Linked DNA regions of Homo sapiens: region 1 is linked to region 2. A link is an interaction called in ENCODE POLR2A ChIA-PET data of the cell type or tissue named here. Cell type or tissue: MCF 10A. All regions are shown on one strand. Links, peaks and the distances in the headings refer to the core of each region. The heading gives the core; the rest is flanking DNA. Region 1 has its middle 30 kb from the start of TSHZ2. Region 2 has its middle 15 kb from the start of BCAS1-AS1.

Region 1 (6,693 bases), core at 1,157-6,156, 960 kb after region 2:
TCAAAACTTGGCTAGTTGGATGTGCCTGCTCTGGACTTTTGAATCTATAGCTGTGAGAACATTTGAACTCACTCACAGTAGTTTCCCCAGTGTCCAGGAGCAGTGGCATCAGCAGCATACAGGACTGTGGTATTATTTTGCACCCAAAATAACTGGGTGATTGATTGTTCCTGCTAAAAGGAGAATGTTGTGATCCTTGTCTCCTGTCTACTCTTGAATTGCCATGGTTCTAACCTGGTTCTCCAATTGCTCATTAATTTGGGGAATCCCTCATATACTTCAAATATATGCAACTGACTGTTGAACAACACAAGTTTGAATTAGGGGGTCCATTTATACACAGATGTTTTTCCATCTTTCCCACTCCTGAGACAGCAAGACCAACCTTCCCTCTTCCTTCTCCTCCTCAGCCTAGTCCATCTGAAGACTATGAGGATAAAGAACTTTATGATGATCTACTTCCGCTTAATGAATAGTAAATATATTTTCTCTTCCTTATGTTTTTATTCATAATGTTTTCTTTTCTCTAATTTACTTTATTGTAAGAATACAGTATATAATACATATAACATAAGAAATATGTCTCAATCAACGGTTTATGCTATCAGTAAGGCTTCCAGTCAACAGTAGGCTATTAGTAGTTAAGTTTGGGGGGGAGTCAAAAATTATATGTGGATTTTCGACTCTGTTGGGGTAGTTGATGCCCCTAACCTCTGCATTGTTCAAGGGCCAACTGTACATATATGTGTGCGTGTGTGTATAGATATATACATAATTTTATATGAGATATATAATTAAATTCTTATATATAAGAACAATGAATGAATATATGTACATATATAATATATGTATGTATAATTTAAGACATTCAGAATCATTTTTTGTTGTACATAACCTATAACTCCTCAAATTTTTAATTGATTTAGAAAATGTGTGTGCGATAAGAAAGGTTCTCTCTTCACTCTGGGCTGCAATAATTTGGGAAGCTTCCATGGAGAATAAAGACTTTAAATACTCTTTGCATAGGCAAAGAACAAGGGAGCAGCTGTTCTGGATAGAATCACTGGTACAGAGAAGCAGAAAAAGTCTAGTACGTTGAGAACAAATTTGAGGCTTAATAAAGAAAAGATCTTGTTTATCTTCCCCATTATTTTATCTTTGTAAAAATAGCACAGTGACTAGCAAAAGATAAGCATTAATTAAAAATGTGCAACTATGCCAGGTGTGGTAGTTCACTCCTGTAATCTTAGCACTTTGGAAGGCTGAGGCAGGAGGATTTCTTGAGCCCAGGAGTTTGAGACTAGCCTGGGAAACATAGGAAGACCCCGTCTCTACCAAAAAAAAATAAATAAATTAGCTGGGTGTTGTGGCATATGCCTCTAGTCCCAACTACCTCAGGAGGCTGAGATGGGAGAATAGCTTTAGCCCAGGAGGTTGAGTCTGCAGTGATCCATGATTATACCACTGCACTCCAGCCTGGGCAAGAGAGCAAGACCCAGTGGTAAACAAACAAACAAACAAACAAACACCAGTGTGTAGAAAAATGAATGAATAAATGAATGACAACAAAAGAGAAAAAATACCCACATGAATCTGGTTAAACTAGAGACTCCTAGTGGGGAGGTAAAAAATGAGTCTCTAACATTAGTTGAGAAATTATGGTGAAGAAGCTAAAAATTGACAGCAATGATTTCTGCCTTTTAATATCAATTTTCATCATATTATAATGTACCATTTATCCTATAATGCATATAATGTTAAATTATAAGACTCCAGAGTTCTACAGAGACAGGGAACACATTGAGTACATCATCAGATGAGTCATGCTTGTGGTATTGCCCAATGGGAAACAATCTCAATCTGGAAATTTCCATACACTAAAAGGAGCTGGCTTCAAAACTCCATTTGGCCGCCTTAGAAGATGCAATTGAGCAGAGAGAGAAAATGTTCAGGGAGAGGAAACCATGATGGAATGGCTAACATAAAGAGACAGAAGCCATTCCTGTACAATAAAGAATTACTGGAAGGCAATTTGCAGAGCATGGCATGGGATGCCTACTTCTTTAGCTCCACAGCTGTTCTAGACTTTAGTTTAGGGCGTGTCCTTTGGGCAATTGCAGTCAGGGAATTCCCTGATATTAGTAAGCAGCCTTTTGATGTTTCAGTGAAGACTGCTCTGGCATGGAAGAATGAATAATGAAGAATTTAAGCCAAAGAACATAGATAATTCCATTAGATACATTTGGATAATGGCTTGACCCATTTCTTAGTGGGGAGGGATTGGAAGCTAAACTCAGAACCAACTCTATGTTGTTTGTGGAGGAGCCAACTTTTAATTTAGCATTTACTGTGCATTATGATTGGTTCTAAGAACTTTGCATGTATCACCTCATTAAATCCTTGCAACAGTTTGCAAATGTAGATGTTGAATGAGAGGTATCAGAGGAGAAAATCTATTGTTTTGGAGAAGGGGAAGGTATTAGGTCTTATCTGGAAAAGTGGAATGTGTGAGGTCACTCAGACCTTATGGAGAGAAAGACAAAACAAGGGACAAAAACTACAATATTTATACTCCAGTGATTACAAAATGGTTTGGGCCAAGCAAAAGGTGTGATGGAAAGGAGGCTGTAGTTCAATTAAAGCTGTGCTCCGTTGCTCTGTTTCCATGGCCATTGACACAGGGCTCTTTCCCTGTGTTAATGACATTACAATAATACTAAGAAGAAAAAAAGACATATACAAATGAAGAAAACAATAAGAAGAGAGAGAGTCACACGTGGGCTAGTTATTTCCTCAGTGGACAAAGGTACACCAGTGTTTGGCAAGGTTTTGTGCAAGAGAAAAAGGAATAATCTCACAAAGAAAATAACTTTACTGACAAAAACTTGGAGCCTGTGTGCTCAAGAAAGCTTCCCATAACAGAACAGTTGTTTTCCTCACTGACCTTGATTTAAGTCAGTGTCAGTAATAAAATCATGGTGTGGCCCATTCTCTTTTGATATCACTAATCAGAACTGAGAAATGGGCAGTGTTGAACACTCGGTGCCCTTGGATAACTTAGCCTGGATTTGGAACCATGGGTGGATTTGACTGTTCAGATTTCTCTCCCTAGTGAGGATGATTGGGATATAGGGAGACTTATAAAATGAGGAACTGAGAGGTTGTTATTATCATTCTCATTTTACCAATGAGGAACCTGAGGTTCAAAAAGGCTAAATGGTCCTTAATAATACATAACTGGTAAGGAGTGGAGCCAAAATTGATCAGTCTGACTCCATAGTTTAAAGTCTTTTCCATTATGATGTATGCAAAAGACTGCTAGTGTTTTCTCCTCTCTCTTATGTCTTTTATTACAACAATGTAACACTCATATTTTAGTGGAGCAGATGGTTGCCCAGCTTGAGACTACATTTCCCAACTTCCCTCATAGCTGGGTTGTGGCCATGTGAGTAAATTATGGTTAATGAGATATGAGCAGAAGTGGCGTGCGATGCTCCCCAGAAGAGCTGGGTGTGACTTCCCGTGCCTCTTTCCCAATTCCTAATGGTTACAGCTGGAGATGATTGACACCACCCTCTTGGACAAGCCAGAGATAGACACCATGTGTTGAGTATGGTTGGAGAGAGAGAGAAATACACTTCTATCATGTAAAACCACTATAATTTTTTTTTAAACAGCATCTTAGGCAATATCCTAACTTACACATGATATAACAGCTCTCCAAGGGTTTTACCATTTCTTTATGAGGAACTACAGGTTCTTATCACAGATTATGTAATACTTTTTAGTTTGATATAAATATACATGCATATATTAAATATAGTAACCTCTAAGTGAAAGAGTTTAGATATTTCTATATAATTTTGACTTTACTCTTGATTAATTCTTTATGTTGTTTTTATGAAGACTTGAATTAAAGAATCATTCAGAGGCCGGGCGCGGTGGCTCACGCCTGTAATCCCAGCACTTTGAGGGGCCCAGGTGAGCAGATCACGAGGTCAGGAGATCGAGACTATCCTGGCTTACACGGTGAAACCCCGTCTCTACTAAAAATAGAAAAATTAGCCGGGCGTGCTAGTGAGTGGCTGCAATCACAGCTACTCAGGAGGCTGAGGCAGGAGAATGGCGTGAACCCCGGAGGTGGAGCTTCCAGTGAGCAGAGATGGCGCCACTGCACTCCAACCTGGACGACAGAGCGAGACTCCGTCTCAAAAAAAAAAAAAAAAAGAAAAAGAAAAAAAAAAGAATCATTCAGAAATATTTACCTCTTTCTGGGTAGACCTAATATACCAGAGTTCAGCAAACTATACCTGCCAACAGGGGTCTAAAAGACCAGGAATCAGCAAACAAATCTGGCCTACAACCTGTTTTTATAAATAAAGTTTTATTGAAACACAACCATGCCTATTTGTTTACATATTGTCCATGGCTGCTTGTATGCTCCAAGGCAGAATTGAGTACTTGAGACAGAGAAGTCCAGGTAAGCAGTGCGTTTACAGAAAGATATTTTCCCATCTGGATGTGATGCACATTTCAACAGTACTTACTATATTCGTTGCTTAAATGCAAAAATCTATCAGGGTTTTTATAAGTGGGTTACCTCTCCTCATTTTTTTTTTAGGTAAAATATCTTTGGGAGGAAATTGTCATTTTTGACCTTGTGAGAATGAACAAAGGGGCAAAAGTGAGGTAAGCTATAACATCAAGTGCGGACAGTCTTCTCTCCCTCCCAGACATGACTCTGGCATTGGGATTTCAGATGGAAAAGCCAAGCGAGTTTTATGTAGCTGCCCTAGTCTTTGCTTCTTGCATCTGTAGCATAAAGAACGTCTTGTTCTTGTTGGGAGGAAAGGCATGATTGAATCAGATTCCGCAGAAGTTTGCAAGCGCCAAGGGTGTCCATGACTCCAAACTGCTTTCCCGATGCGCACAGACTGAAGCATCTGAGGGGACTTGGGTGTGGAATGGATGCTCTTCGCACTCCCAGGGGAGGAGCCCTCTGAAGCCTAAGGCTTCGGTCAGGGAGACCGAAGTGTGGGGGAAGCAGTCCCATTGCCTCAGCACCTGGACTGTGAGTCCATGAAGACCTCGGGGCAGAGGAAGCAAGAGGCAAAATACTGTAAATATTATTCAAATAAAGAAAGCACAAGGTCAGAAAGCAACAGAACGCTGGAAATGTTTTTCTTTTTTTCCCCTTCTTTGAGGCAGTGAAGGCGAAGGGGGTTGTTATTTTATAGGCCCGTGCTGGCAGTTGTGCTCAAGGCGCTACACTCTCTGTGTTTGAAAGGCCAGTTTATGAGGCAGCAAGGGATGATGCCACCGTCTTGGTGGCTACGACAAAGGTCAAGCTCCTGCTCCTGCTGTAAGATCTGTCATAGATCACCTGCAGCCCTGCTCCATGTTCCCTTCACTCGGGCACCCATGCTGATGGAGAAACAAAGGGAAAAAAGAGTCAGCTCTTAAACGATGTTGCCCAAGTGACAATTGTCATTTTTTGCTCATGTTTGATTGGCTGAGGCAAGTCACATGAAGCAAGCCTGATTGGTGTGTATAATCTTCCCCCGGTAAAGGACAATGCATATCTTGTCCACTGCATCCTCTCCACAAACCTGTAGGGTAATAATTATATAAGTCATTGTGTAGGAACAAAACTGGCACTCAGATAGATGTTGCCCATTCTGACACAAATACCAAGTTGGTGACCCGGGATTTGAAATCACATTGTACACCAATTCTCTCCTCACTATTTTTTTTAACTGCACCACCCTATCTTTTCAGTTACCTATGAAAAGTGGAATTAAAATGTTTACATACGTTATCACAAGAATAAAGATTATCTCTCTTCATTAAGCTAAGCTTGAATGGCGTTAGTTCTCTGCATCCCATACCCCAGCCTGTTTTCACGAGGCTTGATAATATACAAAAAGAGTTGACATTTTTGAATAGTAATTCTACATATGCCAGGCACTGGGCTCAGTGTTTTATATGCTTAATAACATATTCACAAAACTTTTCACACACACACACACACACACACACACCCCTTACAAGAAAGATATTGCTACCTCGAGTTTGTAGGTGGAAGCTGCAGCTCAGAGAGGTTACATAGCTTGCCAAATACTGCCTAGCCAATAAGACTGCCACGATGTAAGCCCATCTGCCTGTCTCTAAAGTTTATTCCCTTCTTTCTGCGTATTCTGGCAGAAATACCTGCTGGCTCCCGGTGTAAGGGAAAAGATGGGAAAATATAGAAGAGATTGTGAATGTCTAGAGTGTAACTCTTATTTTTTCTGTCAATTACTCCTGTCATATTTATAAGCACTGATGTGTCCTGCTGTAACATTGTGTGCCATAGCATTAAAAAATGCTAAGTAACCCAAACATAATTAGAAAGGTATATTTCCTGGGAGAGGTGAGTGGCAATACCATAGAAAGTACTCCCAAGCCTAAGATAAGCAAGTTTTGGTTTAAAAATAACTTTAGATGCTCTGTGCTGCTGCTCGTTTCAATTAGGAAACATAATAAAATAAAACTGCACACTCAACTATACGTACTATGTGAAGAATATAATTATATCTAAGTAGATAACCTATATGTAACCTACTTGAATTTATACAAATAGGCATCTAGATTTACCTGCCTGGAAAAGCAGGCTGGCATTTAAATCTCGTTAATCTATCTTTTGCTCAGGTG
Region 2 (6,693 bases), core at 920-5,919:
GGATGACTTGGCATGAAGCATCATATCTACAAGAAAAACAAGTCAAAGGCTGATGCCTCTGATGGGGAAATCACCACTCTCTCAGTGGGCAGCCACAGGAAATGGGTACCTGTCTATACTGGGGCCACAGGATTATGGGGCAATATCCCACATGCCAGAGCATAACATAGAGGCTCATTAAGGACAGATATTTGGGAGTGTATATTTATCAAAAATTCAGATGGGTGAATGGCCATCACAAATGGGAGAGAGAACTGTTAGCCAACGGGTGACTCAGGGGCTGAGTGTGCACCCCTGTTATGAAAACTGATTGTTAAAAAAAAAAAAAAAGTTGTTTGCACTCATCACAGATATCAACATTTGAAGGCACTGGCTGATTCCAACTTATGGCATAAATGACTATTCAATCGCAATTGGAATAGCTTAGACAAATTATCTGTGATTAAAGCAGGCCAATTTCTCAAAATAAAAGTCCAACCTGGAGCACAAATGAGCCTAAGCGCTTGGTCCTTGGAATAGTGACTTTTCTCTCTTGCAAAGCTTGGTCTCTAACCAAATAAGTATTTACCTATACATTTAGAGTTCAGATCAATAGGAGGAAGATGAAATAGCCAAGACTGCTTTTGTTGCACATGACAATGACATAACTCATCTTGTTTAAGAATGAAAGGAGGCCGGGTGCGGTGGCTCACGCCTGCAATCTAAACACTTTGGGAGGCTGAGGCAGGCGGATCATGAGGTCAGGAGATCGAGACCTTCCTGGCTAACATGGTGAAACCCCATCTCTACTAAAAATACAAAAAATTAGCCCGGCGAGGTGGCAGACGCCTGTAGTCCCAGCTACTCGGGAGGCTGAGGCAGGAGAATGGCGTGAACCTGAGAGGCGGAGCTTGCAGTGAGCCGAGATCATGCCACTGCACTCCAGCCTGGGCAACAGAGCGAGACTCCAACTCAAAAAAAAAAAAAAAAGAATGAAAGGGAACTTAGCACTTGTAACTGAAGCATCCAAGTTTACTGCTGACTTCAGGCATGCTGGATCCAGGCGGCGAGAAGCGTTATCAAGAATGTGTCATTCTCTATTTCTTGGCTCTGCTTTCCTCTATATTGCCATTACTTTCAAGTAGGCTGTCTCCATGTGAATGGCAAAGCAATCATCTGTAGCTTCAGGCCTAGATGGTCCCCACAACTGGTGGCTCCAAAAGAAACCAAAAGAAACACACACACACACACACACACACACATACACACACACACACACACACACACACACACCCCTTTTTCCCAATAGCTCTCACGAAAGTCCCAGGCAAGAATCTCTCTGGCTATACTTGGAACACATACCCAACCCAGAACCCATTCTCCTTGTTGGCCATTTTGTGCATATCCAGGTGATCACCATGACCAGCCATGCTGCCATAAGGATTCTTTTCAAGTCTCTTTAGGCATCCACATAAGGGGTACTGTGGAGTATAGAGATGACTATTTCTTTGAATACTGTGATAGATGCAATAGTAGACTTGCATTCAAGGTACCATAGTACAGTATAAGAAAAAATATATATGCCTTTGTAAACTGTGCTTACTCGCTCAGGAGCAGGGGGACGCCCCCTTCTTAAGGGAAGAGCCGGCATCACACGCCCTCCCAGCTCAAGCTTCCCCTGCGACCTGCACGTGTGTGAATTGGCAGGCCCCACTAATATTGGTATTTCCCTCTCATTCCTACTATTACCCCTGCCAAGCTTGGGATGGCAGAGTTGGAGTCATATCCATTCTAGGAGCCTAAAGATGTGACTCCTCTGCATTGATGAGAGACACGGAAGAGGGAAAAGCAAGGAAAGACTTTAGTGAGCTCTGAAGTCCCACCTGCCACTCCACTAAATGCCAGAATCATCTGGCCTCACTTAGTGGGTGGAGCAAATTCCTGCCCCCCAGGGCCTCCCTCCTGAACCTGCAAGGTTGGTGGGAGAGGGAGACCCTCCCCAAAAGAGGAAGCCTGTTGTGTTGAGAGTGATTTCAGAGACCTCAGCCAGGAAAGGTAAATCAAAATAACCCTTACACTCCGCCTCCTTCTTCCTTTAGAGGGGAATGTTTCCTGGCACGGGTGCTGCAGCTTAATAAATTGCATGCAGTAGATTTCAGGCCTTGAGAAAATCTTAACACTAGCTAATATGACCAGCACTAACAAAATTTCTTGGAGCTTATAATAACAAAAAAAGCTCATTGACGGATTCCCACTTTTATTCCTGCCCCCCTTTTCCACTTAGCCTTAAATTTTTTTTAATAAGAAATTTTTATTAACAAAAACAACAACAAAAAAAAAACAGAGTGAAGCACTTCACAAGATCTTGCCCAGTTTATTTTTTTAATCTGTAATAATGAGCATAACAGTTCAGCAATGGAATACTCACTCCAACAAAATCTCCAGATCTTTACATCCTGAGTCTGCGAGGGCTGGACACATGCCCTTGCTAATTATCAACCTTCTGAAACAGCTCAAGACATGGGATTAAAAACTGCTGTGGAATTTGAACTCACGGACATTCATCTGAGTCAGCTACTCTGAACTCGCATCTACTATAAGGACCTGAGCATTTCCTTCTCCCGTTTCCTCAGGACCTGCTCGGGGGTGTTCAGGGGAAGGTTGTCACAAACATACTTGCAATAAAAATAATCAAACAAATGGAGAGCATGTCTATTTCCGGAATTAGATTCTTTTGATAGTGAAGGAATCAAATGGGATAAGGGGCAGGGAGAAGTCAGGTAAGTCCAATATTACTATGTCCACATGCTTAAATTTCACTCCTCGGGGGCTTATTGTCCCTAACAATGGCCCTTTTAGCTATGGAATACGGGGAATGACTAACCTTTTTCTAGCCTGTCAGTGAGAACTACCACTATATATTGGTAAGTATTTCCGTACAAAATTCACTTGGAAAGGATATTGTTTCAAGCCTGGACAAAGCTCATATTGTCATGTTCCAGTTCCAGTTATTTTAGGCAAGGAAGGGGAATTTCCACTGCTCCCTACAATCAGTTTTGAGCACTTAGCTCTGAGTAATAACTTCCTTGTAATCTGTCAGAGCCCAAGTTATTTAACAGAGGAAAGAAAAAATCCCCTGATACTATGCATGAAATTCTTAGCCAAGCAAGCCACTTTAAGAATACATCAATTAGCTCAGGCAGGAGTAAAGACGTGACCTCATCCAATGGAGAGAATGCAAGCAACTTGATTCTAAAAGGAAGAAATGAAATGAGTCAATGCAAATTCCCAGATAGGATACAAAACTAAGAGTCATTTAATGTCAGTGTTGATGATAATAGTAGCTCCCATTCATAGCATACTTATCATAGGCCAAGCACTAGCCCATCCAAACCCCTTATTGCCCTGGTCCTATTAAAACTATTTAAGTTTTATTTTCAAGAGTCAACTAATGTATGCTAAATAAATAATAGTACAGGTGGCAACAGATATGGCAAAAATCCAAAGTAATATGCAAATGACAACTGGGAAACATTAACTGAACAATACCATTTCTATAAATACATAACAAATACACCATCATAACAAAGAAAGTAAATAAAATTACCGTGTATTGAAATTGGAGTTTAATTAAGTGCCAGCCATTTTATAAGCATTAACTCTAAGCCTCACAAAAGCCCTAAGAATTGGGAAGTATTGCTATTCCCATTTTACAGACATGGAAAATAAGGCTTATATTGCTAAGTCATTGGTTCAAGGTCACATGGCTAAAGTGGCAGAGCTGGGATTCAATCCCACTCTCGCCAGATGCCAGAACCCAGGCAGATGTTACTGTGGCATTATTGGCACTTGTGTCAAGCCCGGTGAGGGATTTCAGCAACCCTCAGTCTGGATGGTACCACACACTCCTCCAGGCAAAGGAAACGCCCACAGGCCACTGAAAAAAGAAGCCACTTCCTGTCCCTGCAAAGAGAGAACATCACCATCCTTGAGTCAGGTTCCTCACCATCTCTGGGCTCAGCCTCTCAGCTAAACAATTTATCTTTGGAGTGACAGGTGATGACTTAGTCACCCTGGCTCTGCCCTTCTCCCGTTTCCTATAAACCAGCTGTGTTTCACGGGTGATTTAGAGCATAACCACAGAACACATAGGCTTTTATGGAACAAGCAATAATTGGGCACTGCAGAGAAGCTGTCATGCCCCCCTCACCCATCCCCCCACCCCATTGGCAGAGCTAACAGCTCCCAGCTGCTCTCATTCAGCAGCACAGAAGCCAATTCACCTGGGAGATTATCTCCTCACTCTTAATGAGGCCAGCCTACAGCCAGTAACTGACTGTTCCAGGCCATGAAAGGCCAGCGCCTTTGCTTCAACATGAGCTAATGCTGGGGTGCAGTATCTGCTCCCGATACACGCAATGTATATCCCCAAGGCATCAGGCTGAAGCTAGACTCCAGTTCACAAAAACCTCTGCTTCGCTCCTTCTCCCACCGTGTCCTGCTTCCTTGGTTCCCACTCCCATGGGAGCCTTCCCTCACTAAACCACTGCCCCCAACCCCCATCCCCAGTGCTGCTTTCAAACCCAAAACACCACCCACCATGTGCCACCATGATGGGTACTGGAGACGTGTGTTAACTAAGTGGGATTTTTGAACTTCAGGAGCTCATACTAGTGAAGGAAACAGTTACATAAACCCAATAGAATAGGGTAAGAACTATAATAAAATGTGCATTCTTTTTACTCTTTCTCTTATTTTAGTACCTCTGTGCACCCAGGCCTATGATAAGCATTATTCAGACATTGTTCCATTTGATTCTGAGAACAAACCCATGAGGGAGGCACTGCAATTAACCCTTTTCATGGACAAAAAAAAACCCCAAGTGTTCACAAAGGTTAATTAACTAGCCGTTAAGTGTAGAGATGGTACTTGAACCCATTCTCTTTAAATTTCCTCGCTCTTTTACAGGGCGTCTTTCCCGCTTCTTGAGATCAGCCGTCAGCAAACCATGCTCCCTAGGCACTGCCTGTTTCTGCAAATAAAGTTTTATTAAAACACAGCCACACACATTATTTACCCATGTCTATGACTGCATTTAGTCTACGAAGGCAGAGGTGAGCGGTTGACACAGAGCCTGGAGGGTCTGCAAAGCTGAAAATATCTACGTCTCCCTTTTTATGGCTACAGGAGTAGCCAGCCCTCCTCTATTTGATGAGCTTCTGTTCTTCTTCAGCCTCAGAAAAAGAGAAACCAGGAATTTTCTTCCGTCCAAATCGAGGTTCTCCATCAACTGCTGCCTATAGTGGAGCCTGTGCTCCCTTTGCCCTGAGTCTGGGAGAACCTTACTCATTCACTAAGCTCCGGTGCAGCACTTGCTGGAGGACAAATTCACATTATCTGATTGGCCTGTGTTCCTCTTGCTGTTTCACCTACCGACACGTTAAAAGGAATTCTATCATTTCCTCAACGGATTATTCCTGTCGAGAACCACAACAAGGAAGCTTCCTCTTGAGATTTCAGCCTGGAATCCTCATTGTTCAAAGATATGCCATTACCTTTTAAATCATCCCCCGAGAAGTTCCTCTTCTAGCCTTTTATTTATGGAATTTCAATGCTTGGAAATGGTGATCACCTCCTCCCAGGGTTTTCTGCCACATGGCTTTCATACTTGAGCTCTTTTCATCTTTTCCCGTAAGTTAATCACTTCTTAATTGTGTTCTGTTGCCCAGTCTTTGAACTGTTGTCCAATCTGTTTGCATGCTGGGGTGATTACAATACAATGAGTATCATGAGCCTGACTGAGTCCATCCAGGACCAAATGGCCAGCTGAGAATAGCCAACAGGCTATTCTGTTTCTGAAGGCTTCTTCCTGTCACCAGAATGTTCTGGATGTGTTATTCATAGCTTGAACTAGCTCTGTTTTTGTTTTTTATTTTGGGGGGTTTTTGGGGTTTTTTGTTGTTGTTGTTGAGGCGGAGTCTCACTCTGTCACCAGGCTGGAGTGCAGTGGCGAGATCTCAGCTCATTGCAACCTCCACCTCCCAGGTTCAAGCAATTCTCCTGCCTCAGCCTCCCAAGTAGCTGGGACTACAGGCACACGCCACCACGCCTGGCTAATTTTTGTATTTTTACTACAGACGGGGTTTCACCACGTTGGCCAGGATGGTCTTGATATCTTGACCTCGTGATCCACCCACCTTGGCCTCCCAAAGTGCTGGGATTACAGGTGTGAGCCACCAACGCCCAGCCCTAGCTATGTTTATTTGGTACCCTAAGTCTCTGATTTTTAATGTAAACTCCTGCACCAAGTAAAACTTGGAACAACCTTTCTGCAAAGCAATTTTATCACATACACTAAGGATGTTTTAAAGTTTGTACCCTTTGACTCAATAACCCTACTCTAGAATGAGCTGTCAGCCTGAGAACCCAATGAAATAATCAGAGATGTCATAAAACAATGTAAATATAAGGATGTTCATCATGGCATTATTTTAAATAAAGAAAGCAAAATCAATTTTTATGTAAAGAAATGGCTAAAAATAATTTCATTTCTTTCTGAAGCAATATTCTATAGGCATAAAAATGATGTGTTTGAAGAGTTTTTGATATCGTAAAACATTCATGAAGCAATGTTAAGTAAAAAAAAAAAACTATATATGGAATAATACCACATTTTAAAACCCTTATATTTTTCTGTGTGTGCATACATCATAT

Evidence for each region. ChIA-PET counts read pairs that join two places held together with the same protein. Peaks named below come from ENCODE experiments on the same cell type or tissue, not always from the same donor. Only the 100,000 strongest peaks of a DNase experiment are listed, where the experiment ranks them.
Region 1: POLR2A ChIA-PET joins it to region 2 with 5 read pairs; 1 of 35 experiments calls an interaction of 5 or more read pairs at or near these places.

Annotation. Positions count from the first base shown.
Region 1 is chr20:52,938,801-52,945,493 of GRCh38, reverse strand. No RefSeq gene overlaps it. Among named protein-coding and RNA genes, the nearest start is that of TSHZ2, 30 kb to the left of the region's middle. In MCF 10A, for the core only: no CTCF peak of the experiment used is centred there; DNase peaks (open chromatin) are centred at 1,863, 2,083 and 3,493.
Region 2 is chr20:53,897,103-53,903,795 of GRCh38, reverse strand. No RefSeq gene overlaps it. Among named protein-coding and RNA genes, the nearest start is that of BCAS1-AS1, 15 kb to the left of the region's middle. In MCF 10A, for the core only: no CTCF peak of the experiment used is centred there; a DNase peak (open chromatin) is centred at 3,995.